Regions from separate parts of the Mus musculus genome. Here region 2 is linked to region 1. The links are chromatin loops, found by intact Hi-C in ENCODE. Cell type or tissue: heart. All regions are shown on one strand. Region 1 overlaps Trio (triple functional domain (PTPRF interacting)). Region 2 holds the start of Trio (triple functional domain (PTPRF interacting)).

The links. A loop is a pair of places that touch in the nucleus more often than their neighbours do. Peaks named below come from ENCODE experiments on the same cell type or tissue, not always from the same donor. Only the 100,000 strongest peaks of a DNase experiment are listed, where the experiment ranks them.
Region 2: it touches region 1 in a loop (2.1-fold over the local background); 2 of 42 quality-filtered maps call a loop at or near these places.

Annotation. Positions count from the first base shown.
Region 1 is chr15:27,782,746-27,785,245 of GRCm38, forward strand. All of the region lies in intron 34 of Trio (triple functional domain (PTPRF interacting)), which reads right to left. Among named protein-coding and RNA genes, the nearest start is that of Otulinl, 100 kb to the left of the region's middle. In heart, a CTCF peak has its summit at 1,043; DNase peaks (open chromatin) are centred at 136, 586, 1,046 and 1,656; H3K4me3 peaks cover 423 bases; H3K27ac peaks cover 2,385 bases.
Region 2 is chr15:28,023,425-28,025,924 of GRCm38, forward strand. It overlaps Trio (triple functional domain (PTPRF interacting)), which reads right to left and starts at 2,424. Exons shown (of 57, transcript NM_001081302.1): 1 at 1,916-2,424. The coding sequence starts at 2,072. In heart, a CTCF peak has its summit at 1,065; DNase peaks (open chromatin) are centred at 987 and 1,717; H3K4me3 peaks cover 2,373 bases; H3K27ac peaks cover 1,897 bases.

The DNA of each region.
Region 1 (2,500 bases):
CGTGCAAACTTATAAATGTTGTCACAGAGCCCATACCAATGTGCTCGTTTGTATGCAGCGCTACAGGGCAGTGGGGAGGCCCTGGAATGTTCTGCAGAGAGCTTGCCAAGTATTATCACTCTCCACATCCTCCACGGGGTGGGTTAACTCCGGCTCCAGTCTCAAGGGATGCGATATTAGCTTGGAAGAGTTATAGCTGTGGAGGGAGGAAGCAGATGACTGACTCTCCCAAACCACAGAGCCAATATCCAGCACATTATATGGCGAGGTTCCTGGTTTAGTTTAAAAAAAAAAAAAAAAGAAAAGAAAAGAAACAAAAGAGTCCTAATCCAGTAAGAATTCTTCCTAAATTGCATTTTAGTAACACAACAAAATCAAAATGGTGCTGAACTAAAGCAAAGAGCATTTGAACAAACATACATACCACTACTGCCCACAGGCTCTGGGAGGAAAAGCCAGCACGCCTGTGGGCATGCACACACCACAGTCCACCCAGAGCACACTCAGGGCCACGCAGGTCCCAGCCAGCTTTACGTCATCTTGCTTTCCACCTCTTTCCTAGGCCAAAATGGCATACTTCTGCTTTGGTCATTACTTAGGAACTTTTAAGTACCGTTAGTTCCCCTATTTCTCGCGGGGGTCGGGGGTGGAGGGGACGGTCACACACTGAAACAGCAGCAGCACAAACCAAAGAATGAAAAGAACAGGCTGGGGTGCCTTTCTTTGAAGCAGCTGAAAACTCTCTGTCCCATTTCTGGAGCCTCAGGGAACAGGCAGGAGGCTTTCTAAGAACGCGCTGTTATAAGAATCTCCCGTGGTCAACAGAGTCCTCCTGTAAGAACTCCTCCCTGAGCTATCCAAGCTACTTAGTGCTCACTGGTGAGAGGGAAGGAGAGGGGCCTGGAGTTACTCCAGGACGAAACAAAGCAGCCGTGGAGACAAAGGGAATGAGAAAGACGGCCTCTGCTAGGAACACCAATTAAAGCAGGATCCTGTCCTTGGCTTTAATCAGTGCCCCTGTGATAAGGCGGCACTGCCACCTCCAGGGAGCAAGCAGCCACAGGAAGCAATCAAGCAGCCTTTGCGTAGGGCTGGGGACGGAACAGGATGAGGACAGCCACTGTGCTGTGTTCCTTTTTAGATGAAGAGAGAGACGAAAGGAGAAACATTCAATTGTCAGCTCCCATGTTACCACAAGCACAACATATCCCTCTTCTCTGTGCCAGTTTGAGAGAGGACTTTGGTGCCACTGGGCCCCGCCAGCTTAAGGAGACAGAAGAGAAAAGGAAGTGGCCTTAGAACTCCACCGAGTTGCGCGTCCCAGCTAACAGTTGTGAGTTCTTACTTTCACTACAGGAGTAGAGTTGACTACAAGGTGGCACGCAGAGGCGTTTTCAGCTGTGCTTCTGAGAATAAAAGGTGTCAATGAGGAAGACATGGACTTGCACACAGGATGCCTAGAGGAACACACATCCAGTCACTCAGGGCTCGATGTGAGGATGCTCAGCTGCTTCTATTCCCTGGGGGTTTTCCGGTTGTTATAGTTGGGCATCCTGAGCCAATCCTTCACATTCGCATGGTCTTAGGAGAGAACTGCAAGAAATTAACCGGAGCCTCCGGGCTGTGGCTGCCCAGTCCCCACCCCCATGCCTGCGGGCAGGAAGAGGAAATAGGGGCTCCCTGGACAGATTCCAGAGCTCATTGCTCCAAGCTCCCCGTGTTTATGGACTTGCTCACTCACCCCAGAGGCCAACCCCGAGCACCTGGAGGAAATTCTTCAGAATGAAAAGCCATAAATCTGTGTTCTCCTTACAAAGATAGACCAAAGAGAGATTGCAGCTCACCAGCAAGATGTCTGGAAAAGTCAATTCGGGGTGGCTAGGGCTCCCTGCAAGGAGAGTCCCATGGCTGATTACTAATATCTCAGGACTCTACATGTGCTGTAAAATCAGCTGTAACCTTAAATGTAATTTCACAGCATTTCTTTCCTGGATGTATTTTCCATCAAGCATGGAAAACCTTTTCCCACAAAAGTGAGAGAACAAAATAGTTTTATAAATGTATTTCGCTTAAAAAAATCAATAAACAAATTTCAATGAGAATTCTGAAGTGCTGGTGGGTGTATGGGAGGAGGGGGGAGGTGCCATGAACCACAGACCATGCTCTCACAAGGACATATATCCAAGGTCATGCGTAGAGTGAGGAGAGACAGAACACTGGTTCTGTTTTCCACAGAACTGGTCCCTGGGGCACTCATGCACGCACATGCACCATGCTGTAAACTTTGAATGAGTTGGTGGTATGTAAGTGGGAGAAAATTGGAGAGAGACTTTAGACTGCTCAATCGTTAATGTGAAACAGCCAGTCTGCATGGCTGAAACAATCCTCCGGCGACACTTTGGTATTTGTTTATTCACACTGAGCTGAATATCCTGTGTTTCCATCCTTTAGAACAGGTTCGAAAAGATTTGAAACCAAATTCAGTGCTTACTGTGTGGAT
Region 2 (2,500 bases), 240 kb after region 1:
AAATGAAATTCTAAAGGGGGATGGGACAACTCTGAAACCAACTGAAAATCTGCGCTGGCTCCTTCAAGTCACTTTGGAGGTGGAATAAAGGAAACAAGGCAGTAAGCGGCTTTACCTGATCAGGAACTCTAAAACGAACGAGCTACCCAGGACTACGAACAGTAAGAGCAGAGCCCAGAGTGAAGAGAGGCAATCAAGACCAGCATGTCTTTGGAGAATCTTGGAAACAAGTCATTCCTGAACTGTGCATTAAGCCATAAGGGGAAAAAAAAAATCCACCTCTAGGACGCAAGAACATTGGGAAGATGAATTCTGCACAAAACCATTTAGTCTGTGACAGGTGATGGAAAAAAAGAAAGAATGGTGGCTTTGGGCCATGCCTCCAGCCAGTCACACACTAAAAAATAAATAATACATTGTTAAAAACCGTTAAAGCTTTCATTTGAAGGAGTTCATGTCTTTCTAAACCTCAGCTTTCTACAAGGCCCTCACCGGAGAGGGAGAGCTGGAAAGAGCACACTAAACCCAAGTTGACACAGTCGAGACGGAACGTGTCACTTCTCTTCATAACCAATCGGTTAAGACGAATCAAAAATAACCCTGCCAGACAAAGATCAAGAAGACAGAACTAAACCAGGTGTCTAACGGCCCAGAAGTTATCTGCCTCGCCCAAGGCTGGTCGCTTCAATTGCTAGCTCCTAATGACCTGGACTGCGGCCCTGATCTCTTCCAGTTTGGGACCTGACTTTGAAAGAGGCCACTGAGACCCTGAGCTGTCAGCCTCCCGCGCTCACCCCGGTGCAGGCCGCTCACCAGACCCCGAGGCTCTCCGTCCTCCCGGAGGCGGGCAAACAGCCTCCCCGCGCCCTCCCTGGCCCGCCCGTCCGTCCGGATCCTGACCTGGGCCGCCCTCTCTGGCTCTCCAGCGCGGAGTCTGCATCCTCACTCCCAAGCCTGGCCGGCCAGGGACTGCTCTCCGAACTGCAGGCCCCCGGCCGCCGCTGCCCTCCGCCGCCTCCCGGACGCGCAAGCAAACCGGACTGCACGCAGGGACGCGCGGACGCGAGCCGGGCTCGCGCGGGATCTGGGCCGGGCCGGGCTTGGAGGAGGCGCCGTTACCGGGGTCCCCGGGACGCCCCGTCACGCCCCCTGCGCAGCACACCAGCGCCCCTCCCGCCCGCCGGGCTCCGGGCTAGCCTCCTCCTCGGCCACCTCCGGCTCGCCAGAGCGGACCCTAAACTGCCCCTCACTGCCTCCAGGTCCACGCCACCCACGCAGTGCCCGCCAGCCCTGGTCCCACGCCTCTCCCAAGGGCCACCACGGTCCCAGATGTCCTTCCCGGGCCTCCCCCAGAAACAATGGCTCGACCCGACCGCCGCCTCAGCTCGGCCACCGTCCTCGGTTCCTGGGCTGAGGTGCGATGGCTGCCCCGTTTCACAGAACCGTACACCAAGGCTGGATGACAGGCTAGAGCCCCGAGTCGGGACACTCGCTGATAATGGGGTTGGTGGTCCAGCTACCAGCGGCCCAAAAGCTATTACAGGGCAGAGCTGCTGTCCCCGGTCCCGGTGAGCTCGTCCTCCGGGACACCGGCCTCCGCCCACGCCGTCCCCGCCGCCGCCTCCTCGGCCCTCCAGCAAGAGACAAAGAGCCGGCGCCCCTACCCGCGGGGCCGTGGCCGCTGAAACGGGAGGCCGAGGGGTGTCTAGCCTGGCACGAGGGGCGAGCGCCGGGAAAGCGAGTGAAGGCGCCCGGGACGAGCCGCAGCACAAGGGCGGCGTGGGTAACCTGACACGCCGGCGTGGATCGCAGAGCCCCGATGCGGCGACAGGGACGAGAGCGCGCAGGGCTATACCGGGCCGGAGATCCGGGCGCGCCGGGCCGGCCGAGCGCGCGGGGCAACCGCGGTACTCACCGGATCGGAAGAAGGCCGCGATGTCGGCTAGGTCCTTGGCGGCCTCCTCGGCGCCCTCGCCGGCGCCGCCCCCGCAGCCGGAGCCCGCCGCGCTGGCCGCTGCCGCGGGGCCGGAGGACGCGGCCGGGGCGGTGGCACCGCCGCTGCTGCCGCTCATGGCTTCGGCGGCGGACGAGCCCGCCTCGGGCCCCGCGCCCCTAGCTCCGCGCACCCAGCCGCCTGCGCCTGGCCTGGCGGCGCCGAGCACCCAGCTGCCCGCGCCCGGCGCGCGGACGCACAGCCCCGGGGCGGCGGGCGGCGGCGGCTCGGCCCGAGGAGCGCGCCCACATAGACGAGGACACCGCCCGGGAGCCGCGAGCCTGGCGCGGAGCGGGCGCGCGGAGCCACGGCCTCGGCGTGGCCGGCCGGGGCACGGGCAGCGGCGCGGACACGCGAGGGCGGGGGCCGGGGCTGCGAAGCTCCGCGATCACGAACGCCGGCGGCAGCAGCGAGCCTCCATCTTGCTTTCCGACGGGGAAGGAAGGAGGGGGAGGGAGAAATCACGGCCGAGGGAGCCCGGGTGAAAGGAAAGGGAGAGCAGGGAAA